Regions from separate parts of the Mus musculus genome. Here all the other regions are linked to region 3. The links are chromatin loops, found by intact Hi-C in ENCODE. Cell type or tissue: left cerebral cortex. All regions are shown on one strand.

What was found. A loop is a pair of places that touch in the nucleus more often than their neighbours do. Peaks named below come from ENCODE experiments on the same cell type or tissue, not always from the same donor. Only the 100,000 strongest peaks of a DNase experiment are listed, where the experiment ranks them.
Region 1: it touches region 3 in a loop (4-fold over the local background); 3 of 42 quality-filtered maps call a loop at or near these places.
Region 2: a loop joins it to region 3, with 4 times the contacts of the local background. A loop is called at or near these places in 2 of 42 quality-filtered maps.
Region 4: it touches region 3 in a loop (3-fold over the local background); 2 of 42 quality-filtered maps call a loop at or near these places.

Annotation. Positions count from the first base shown.
Region 1 is chr12:97,129,161-97,131,660 of GRCm38, forward strand. No RefSeq gene overlaps it. Among named protein-coding and RNA genes, the nearest start is that of Gm40552, 110 kb to the right of the region's middle. In left cerebral cortex, a CTCF peak has its summit at 1,304 (motif pointing left); a DNase peak (open chromatin) is centred at 1,317.
Region 2 is chr12:97,740,038-97,742,537 of GRCm38, forward strand. Gm35274 (a long non-coding RNA gene) reads right to left here and starts at 198. Exons shown (of 3, transcript XR_381819.2): 1 at 111-198. In left cerebral cortex, no CTCF peak of the experiment used is centred here; a DNase peak (open chromatin) is centred at 1,129; H3K27ac peaks cover 279 bases.
Region 3 is chr12:98,180,698-98,183,197 of GRCm38, forward strand. No RefSeq gene overlaps it. Among named protein-coding and RNA genes, the nearest start is that of Gm47415, 73 kb to the left of the region's middle. In left cerebral cortex, a CTCF peak has its summit at 1,347 (motif pointing left); DNase peaks (open chromatin) are centred at 222 and 1,262; H3K4me3 peaks cover 205 bases; H3K27ac peaks cover 667 bases.
Region 4 is chr12:97,730,807-97,733,306 of GRCm38, forward strand. No RefSeq gene overlaps it. Among named protein-coding and RNA genes, the nearest start is that of Gm35274, 8.2 kb to the right of the region's middle. In left cerebral cortex, no CTCF peak of the experiment used is centred here; a DNase peak (open chromatin) is centred at 1,549.

The DNA of each region.
Region 1 (2,500 bases), 1.1 Mb before region 3:
TTGAAATTGAGCTCCATGGTCAGCCGACTTCTAAAGGAAGAAAAAAAATGAATGTGATAGGTTCTAATTTGCAAAGTAGGAAGACACTAGACAAATAATGGTATGGTTTCACTCTTAAAATACTTCTCTTTTTTGTGACTGATCTAAGAGGACCAAGATTGAAAGCAAAGGTGAGTTAGGAGGCTATTGTCACCATGCATAAGAAAATATGACTGAAATTAGTCATGTCAATGATAATGGGATAGAAGTAGATTATCCTGGAAAGAGTCTGTGGAACAAAATTGACAGGAATTAATGCTAAATACAATGTATCTTCAGCCAATGAGAAGTATACATGTAGCATGAATGAGAGTCGGGATGCTGTGATTTATAAATATGGAGGATGTAGGTGGGGAAGCTTAGGTTATCAAGAGATTTGGATCTGTTCTCTTTCAGCTGCCTATGCAGCATTGAATGGATATGAAACCTGAGTAGTGAAGCTGTACAGCTCACGATCCAGAAAGTCCCAAAGGAATTGATCTGTTATTTAAAAAGCCATTGGTCATTATAATATCACTAATGAAGGAATATAAGTAAGTAAAACTCAGAGAAAGAAGGCTTGCAAGATATATTAAAGAGTTACATAATACCATCCGATTATGTTACACTAATGCTAACTATAGGGGGATTTGATCAACACAAGGGAGGTTGCAATGACAGGGAGACAAATTGTAAGTCTAGAACAATAATAACGATACTTTCATATAGTACAAGTGTGAGAGGAAGGAAGACTTTTGGAACAGTCAGGAGGAGAAACAGTAAGATATTTATCTATAAGATGGCAGGGTATTGCCTAAGACTTAGATTTATTCAATTTTCTTCTGAGGAAGGTCTATATCAATTACCAGCTTTAGGTTCAGACATCAACTCTTTCTCTTCAGTGGGGTCTACGTAATTTGAAAATTATGAATACAATGTATTCCTTAGTTTGTATGGAAATGTGGAGTTGATAGATCCAAAGCTATGGTTGTTGTCTTAGCATGAATAAGGCACGCAATTAAAATGAAGATTTTTGGGCATATCTTGGGAAGGCTTAAACCACTGAGTAGACTTAAATGCTTCCTTCACAATTTTCTTGTAAAAGTTCAAGTTCTCTCAAGTCCTCTCATGACTTCTTGATGTACTATTTTGATAATAATTTTCTAAACTAATCCAGAGTCAGATGCATAAAGGACAAAAGATTACAACACTTCTATTAGTTACTAACAAAAACTTTAATAGCTTAAAACACTTTTCTTTCACTTTAGATTAAATAAACACCTGCTGCCCCCTAGTGGCAAATTACTGGGGAATAAAATCTGTGGGTCTCTTGTTTATCTACTAACTAAAGTGGAAGGTGGAATGCAGATGTTTTATAAAACTCAAACTGTCACCTCTAGTTGCATAAACTGCTTGAATCATTTTAATCAGTGGGACTCAATTGGAGGACTTACTGAAATGGCACACATGACCCTTATGGAATGGTTAGGAAAAGAATTGAAGGAGCTGAACAGTATTGCAACCCCATAGGAATAACAGTAGTATCAACTAACCAGGACTCCTCAGAGCTCTCAGAGACTAAGCCATAGGCACATATTCAGCAGAGGGCTGCCTTTTCTGGCCTTGGTGGGAAAGGGTGCACGTAAACCTGTAGAGACTTGATGCCCAAGGGAAGGGGATGCTGGCAGGGCTGAGGTGGAGGTGGGTAGGAGGTTGGCAGAGCACCCTCTCAAAAGCAAAGGGGAAGGGGGATAGGGTGAAGAACTCTTGGAATGGGGACCAGAAAAAGGGGCAACATTTGGAGAGTAAATAAATAAAATGGTTTAATAAAAACATGGCATCAATGATATTGCATATGTTCATTATAAGTAATTTAGTAACATGGGGAAGTAATTTATTCATCTTAATTACGAACAATCTGGATTTTAAAATCCATAAACCCAAGCATCATCCTGGTGCAAGCATCTGGGTTTACTAAACCTTGAGCAGATTTAGTAACAAGAGAGTGAGCCCTTGGCAGCTTAGAAATTGATGTTCCATGTTTAATATCTTCATTTTTCTCTCTGTTTTCCTGGCTGTGAAAAACAAAATGGCTCTTTAGAGGAGACAGAATTCATACTAATGAATATGTTGGGATATTACTCTGTGGCCCAAAGAAAACATTGAATCACCATATAGTAATATAGTAACCCCGCTCATATGTACACCGTTTGTGACTCTTCTGACCTGCTTCATCAACATTGGAATAAATAATGATGATGATGATGATGATGATGATGATGATGATGATGATAATAATAATAATAATAATAATAATAATAATAATAATATATTGCACCCCCACAGTTCCACAGTTCCTGGAAGCAGCCATGTATGCTCCTCCCCACAGTTACCTGGCAATAATCAGGTAGGCTTGGCCCAGTATTAAAAAGAGCTGCTTGGCCCCTCAGCTCTCTCTTAGGCTCTTTCCTCTCTCTTGCAT
Region 2 (2,500 bases), 440 kb before region 3:
ATGTAACTTCTTACAGCTGGACTTTAAAAAGTAAAGGCAAAATCAAACAAAAATGTGTTCTAGGAGAGTTAGGCAAGAAGGACATCCCTAGGCAAGGGGCTGCTTCTTACCTGCTGCCAAAGGAAGAGTCTGTTTTCCTCTAAAAGTGCAGCTCCTAATAAGTCAACCATGCTCCAGTGGGACATTTGGGCAGCACAAATTTGCCTGGAAGTTGGGGGGGGGGATGGGGGGAGACAATTATTGAGCAAAAAGGAAAGACAGTGTATCCGGGAAAAGTGGGGGAGGAGTAGGTTATGATCAAAACATATCAGAAATCCTCAAACGTGTTTTTAGTAATTAAAGAAAAATAAGGACAATGAAAAGTTGTATCGTGATTTCTTTCTAAGTATGTTCTGGATAATTAATTAAATTTCTGATTAGGATAAATGATACTTTAAGATTATAGGATATGAAATCATCTTTTCTGAAAAATAATCTCTATTCTTGTGCTTCAGGTAATTTTTCTCCTAATAAGAGTAATTCCCTCCTGATTGCCTGAGGCATCTAAATACATTATTAACTATCAGCTTATTTGAATTTTTCAAGAAAGTATTAAATGTACACATCACTATTTTCAAATTTGAAATTAACTGAAAGACTTTTATATTCAAAACATCAGAGTTACTGTTCAAACCATTTATCTAAGGACTGGCACACGCCCTTCCTTCCCCCTTTTCACTTTGCTTTTATTTCTTGGTCGTAGTTTTAAATTTGATTTAAAACAAAACAATATGTGTAACAATCCTTTTTAAACATTAATTGAAATTATTGAATTTCTTCACAATTGTGAGTGCTAGACAGAGCTCAAAGTTGTGTACAGGAAAACTCGCACTAGTATCCTGTGCCTGCAGACACTGCAAGTGGAGATGAAGTGTAGTTGTAAGGCTCATATCTGCTTAAATAAAACACAGATCCAGGTTGCTAGTGAGAGACTGCCTGGTCGCTCCAGGCTGACCCGAGGCAAAACTATAAAATCTTCCAAGTGTGAATTCTCTATTCTACAGAGCTCTCCCTCAGTGCTCTCTACTTTCTTCTACCCATCTGCCCTTGCCAGAACTCACTGATTTGAGCTTTTGGTCTACTCTCCTATGGTATCCCACTCTGATCTGTCCTTTTTAGAAAATGTCCTATATATAGGAACATTGCCATCTGTGGAAGTAAGAAAGCCCTGAGCCTTCATATTCCAAGGCATTGTAACATTTTACAAGTTCTTCTTGAAATGATTTCTGCAAAATATAAGAATAGTGATTCCTTGTCTAAAATAATTTTAGTATGTGGAGGAAGTTCACTCCTCTCTCTCTCTCTCTCTCTCTCTCTCTCTCTCTCTCTCTCTCTCTCTGTGTGTGTGTGTTGCAAATAAAAGAATAGTGATTCCTTGTCTAAAATAATTTTAGTATGTGGAGGAAGTTCACTCCTCTCTCTCTCTCTCTCTCTCTCTCTCTCTCTCTCTCTGTGTGTGTGTGTGTGTGTGTGTGTGTGTGTGTGTGTGTGTGTGCGCGTGTGTGTGTTGGGCATCTGATTGCAAGAAGTCATAACTAATGTGACTTCTAAAGATACAAACCTTTGAAGAGCATCATTTTAATTGCCCTTATTAACAAGGGCTGCTGGAGCTCAGCCTAACCCTGCCATGCACCTTCCCTGACAATGTTTTCATTATGCCAGAAGTCTGACAACCTGTCAAATACCATTTCTTTTCTTTCACCTTAGACAGTGAAGATTCCAGTCTTTCTTAGGGGAGTGACTAGAGAATATAATCTGGGGGTAAAAGATTGAACTATAGATTCAAAACTGACTGGAAAAATCTTACTACACCTCAGAAGTGAAGCATCTCACATCACCACCACCCTCCCGGCCACCCCGCCCATGCATGCCATGGTGTTTAATGCATGTGATCTTCCCTTTTATGATCTGCTGTGTATTTCAGTAACTTCATGTGAAATAAAATCATACTAATGTAAACTCATTACCGGGACTTTGACCATAGGTACTTCAGGAAAGAGCGCATCTATTGAATATAATAAGAGGTACTGAGCTCACTGCAGGTCACGCACATCACCCAGCATACCAAAGGTTCATGGTATCCTTAGCAGTTCATTATAGTTTCTACCTTTGTATGCTCGCTTTGAGGGAGAAACACCAAAGAGACTCATTTATTAACCAAAGAGATTCAACTAGCTTGTTAAATATTTATGCCATAACATATCCACTTGGAAATCTAATACATAAAAATTGAAAAGATGACATTTCTATGTTGTTATTTACTAATGAGGCATATATGTCTGTGGAACATTGCTTAAATTCTCAAACACTCGAATCAAACTGGACATGCTAGCTGCAATTTTTTTTCCATTTTTTATTAGGTATTTAGCTCATTTACATTTCCAATGCTATACCAAAAGTCCCCCATACCCACCCACCCCCACTCCCCTACCCACCCACTCCCCCTTTTTGGCCCTGACGT
Region 3 (2,500 bases):
CTTCTGTTTTAAAGCACAGGGCTGTGAAACTCACACAGGACATGTCTGAATGCACCTTATCAACTACCAAGTTCTTTACAGAGAATGATCAATGTTTTCAAACCTAAGGGAGTGGCTTGTGCTATTAGTGGACCAGTGTCTGTGGGTGGGATGGTGTGTGTGTACATGTACACGTGCGGATATACAGTTAAGTGTGCATGTGTTTGTTCACTTAACTAACTCAACTAACCAGACTTACTGTGCACACATCTCTAACTTACTTCGTCCTGGCCACGTGGACGTGTCTTAAAGATAGCAGATGGTGACAATGGCGGGCAGCCACAGTGGGGCCCTGGCTCCCCATGAACATCCTGGCATCTATCTGCCACTAATCCTTAAATTTGGAAAGCTATCACTGACAGTCTTCAGCCCAAACTTTCTGTCCTCTCTCAGTCCCCCAGCTGCTTAGAAGCAATTTATCTAATCAATAAAATTAAGAATCTTGATCTTAAGCTGCTGTTAAGAAAAAATTTGCTTCTACTTAAAGAATGTGCCTATGTGTGAGTCCCACTATCCAGTCCTCTGCAGCGAAACCGACAAACATCTTGTTCTGCGCTACTAACAGCTCACGCACCACCAGGCATTCGGTGCAAACATCATTATTTAATATATTGCTTCTGTCAAAGGTCAAAAATGGAGCTGCGCTAATATGAAATTGCAGTCGAAAAAAAGAAGAAATGCTCACATCCCACTACCAAGTGAAAATCATGATATAACAGCAGTTAATAGGATCATAGTTGTGTGGTCTGCTTCAAATGGCTTCAGAGCCAGTTAGCAAATCAACATCACCTGCCCTTCAAAGATCGAAGCCTTAGCCAGGCAAACCTGTGTCTGGCCATCCAAATGTGGAGGTGGACGACGAAAGGTTTTTAAGCTATAGCATGAAGCTGGCTTAAATCATATGTTGCTTAGAAACTGATAGTAAAACTTATGGAAAAAATACCAGTGTGCTTCATATGATACTAGGTAACTCTTGGGTGGGTGAGACAGCTTAAAAGGTAAATCGCTTGCAGCATTGCAAGCCTGACAACTAAACTCAGCCTCTTGGTTAATCCTTGGTCTCAAGAGAGAGCTGACTCCAAAAATGTTGTCCTCCAGTCTCCACAGGAGCTCTGTGACATGTGTGCAAGCAAGTGCACACACACACCGCACACACACGCACGCGCGCAGACACACTCACAAGCTTAGAATACCTTTAGATTTATATACAGAAAGCTTTTTGCATTCCAACCTCTCCATTGAACCTTAAGAACGCCTTTTTTAAAGACACCATACTTTAACTGGAGTCATGCTGCCATCTAGTGGACATTCCTAAGAACTGAGGTATTTCTGTCCTGGAGAAATCTCCGACAGGGATCCAATACAGTTTTTCCTGCGGGCAGCATTTTTCACACTAGCCCTGGTTCCTGGCATAGTAAAAAGATATTTTCAAATGTGTCAGTCACTCTCAGTGATCTGGAGTAGAATTTCTGTGTTTCAGCTTTTGTCTAAAATTGAGAAGACTCAGTAGAGAAAACTTATCTCCCCAACCCCCAGGAAAGAAGCGCCCAGAGACCAAGCATTCTGTCCCTTTTGCTCAGGTCTGCTGTGTGCCTTTGAGGAAACAGACCTCAAAGAGATAGCGAAGGACCCTGACATGTTACTTTCTTTCCCTTCTTGTTGTTCCCAGACAACTGTAAACACCGCTGTGTGATAAACACGGTACCGTTAGGAAAGGGACATGTCACCTCAAACTTGCACACATCAATGTGGTTGCAAAGCTACAGCATGAGGGAGAGATCAGAGAAATGGCTCCTTCCTCAAAGAAGGAGCCAGCAAGTGTCATTTCACATCGCTGTGTCTCGGATCCTCATCTTGCTCGGTGGGTCGTGGCTTCAGGGGATGCGCACATGTAGTTATATCGTGTGTGAGTCTCGTTACCTTAAAAACAAGACAAAAGTATTTCTCACATTTTCATTTGCCCTCTTCTGTTGATAGCAGGCTTTTATTGCTATCAAAAACCAAATGGCCAGCAGACATACAAGTAGCATTCTATGGTCTGAGAAGGTTATATCTATGTAGTTATGAATGTGTGTGTATGTGTGTGTGTGTATGCATATATTTATTTATTTATTCTTTGAGTCTGTGGAGTGTAGCATGGTGCCTGTATTTTATGGCTAATATCCACTTAGAAGTAAGTACATACCATCATACCATGCATGTCCTTTTGGGACTGACTCCCAAATTCTTATATGTAATCAAAGCCTCAATGTTCTCCCTCTGGGTTCTCTTTCGGCTCTTTAAGCAACAATAACTTCAAAACAATAACTTTAAAATAATCCAAGTCTTTGAAAGAGAGCAAGAAGGCAAATGGGAGGAAATGGAGAAGGTACATGATATAATTATATTAATCTCAATTTTTTTAAATCATTGTAAAAGCTAAATAAAATCTCCCAAAACAAAGCTCTAGGGCATGGGTATT
Region 4 (2,500 bases), 450 kb before region 3:
TAAACAAATAAATCTTAAAGTTAAAAAAAAAATCGTGAAGAAATTTAGCCTTTTAAACCCTTTAGAACTGTTTTGAGTTTTGTTTTGTTTTATGAAGGATGTACATTATAACAGAAATTTAATAGTGAAATAGAAAATGTTAATAATAAGAGAAAAATAGTCAGTAGTCAAAAATTAAGACAGATAGAGGGTTGTACCATGGCTCACAAGGATACTGAGAGGACAACTCTTCCTCCTAGTTCCCCATCCACTTCCCCTTGGAGGGTGGGGAAGATCTCATTTGTCTTCCACACAATACTTTATACTTTCACTATTGAAATACTTCAATAGTGCTCAAACATGTTTCTTCTCAACAATTTATCTATACCAAGAGGAATGTCAGACACTTATCTTTCTCCTTCATTTGGTCTTGTTTTACTTTATTAACTATGAATTCCAGTACTTTCCTAGTGTGTTTCACTCTCCGTGGAATCCTTACTCCTCACCACAATCATACTTCCATCTGCCTTGCTCTGTACCTGATCCCTATGAGCATTTATATTTATTTCTCTAGGGATGCAAACCCACCAACTCTGCAGGCATGCATGAAAGGGGAACTTGTAATCCCTCCATCTAACCTTCCATCCCATTGGCCACCCGACTTCCTGAGTTGGCTTTGTATCATTGAGTGACTCAAAATGGCACAGCCCAGCTTTATTTCTACTGTACTTGTTGTGTGTGCCCGGACCCGTGTATGTGGGCATGTGGAAGACAGACAGCTGCCTTGGGCGACCTTCTTCAGAAAGCATCATTTGCCTTGAGTTTTTAAGAGAGAAGTCCTCCATTGGTCTGGAAGCTGGCAACATAGCCTAGGCTGCCTGGCCACTGAGACAAGGAAGCTGCCCGGCTCTGCCTCCCCAGTGATGTGATTGATTACATGCCTGAGCTCCGACACTCAGGAATTTTTTTTTTTTATGTGAGTTCTGGATGACCAAACTCAGGTTCTTTTGCAAGACATTCACTTTACGAGCTGAGGTATCAACCAATAAAGATTTTCATTAAGTATTAAATTTGGCTTCATATCTTTCTTTCACCTTCCCCTGAACTTTCAAGTTGCTGGAATATTGGCATTTCCTGGTCTAACTGCTTAAGCGGCATTCAAACCTTCACTATGAGAAGACTGACACGTTGGCTTGATAACATCTGCATTTCTTGGGTCAGAGGCAAAGAGAACAATTTCACTTGCTTCGATTCACACTTGTGTGGTCCTGTCTTTATCCCTGTCATATTCAGGGCAGTCATTGTGGCTCGTACCCCTATCCCATAGGTGAAATGGCATGTCCCGATAATTATCATCTCTATTCATGCATGATGCCATAAGTAACACTGGCTCCCCTTCAAGGCATCCCTGCTGAGCGATACCCACTATGTTCACTGATGCCATTAGCCAAGTCAGGGAATTGTTGCTATGAGAGCCCTAGGATGCAATGCCCTCCTTGCTAACTATGATTTGTGGTACCATATGGTGAGAAAGAAAAAGAAACCATGATTTTCTGGCTCTCACCTCCCATCTACATGACTTATTTTTGTTCTCCTTGATGAAAGTCTCAAGTACAGTGCTCCCCCCACCCCCTTGCCACTTCCCACCTGCTCCTCAGATGCCATTCGTCCGTCCCCCTATAATTTCCCACACTGTGTCTCGATGGCCTTTCCATTATCATGCTCTTAAATCCACCTGCCACACACATATTGATATTTTGTTATTTTTCTCCACACTTCAGGATTATGGGTTGCTCTTTCATCTTGGTTTTGAATTAATACACCCTTCAGAGGCTTCAGGGAAGCTGAACTGTTAGCTCTCATTTCTGAGCCCATTAGAGCTTATTCACTGATCCCTCTCGTTGGTCTACCTCTGCTATTCATGGTTGTTTTGTCCTTTTATTTTGGGCTCTTCCCTCTTCCATTCTTAGGCTGATAGACTCAGTTATTTGGTGATCAATCGCACTTCAATTACCTCAGCTTTTAAGGCTGGATTCGAATGGTCACACCCCACATCTCTTCTCTTTGATACACAGTCTGCTTTGACTGAGTTCATGGTTATTACACCCGCTTCTAATTGGGCTCAATTGCTATTTCTAAGGGTTGCTTTGATTTGGGGGAGCAGTCTCATGCCATGCTGAACATTCTCAAACAGAAGAGACTCATCAGATCCTGCAATATGTAGTGTCTGTGGTGGGTCTGCCAAACCATAAGTCATTGAGGGTGAGAGGTAGTCTTGTCTACGACTTTAAAATAAGTAAATGTAGAACTTTCCCAGGTACATATTTTATAACACCGTATTTATCTATTTTCCCATAGATAAAACATAAAAAATAAAAATAAAAATACAGTGGCCACTCAGGAAACCAACTTTCTTGCCTATATTTATGACAGATCAATAATAAATCCATGTTATGCTGAAAAATACCATTTCTTGTTGAGGCAGATTCTTAAAATTGCAAGCATGTGTGTTTAACTATAT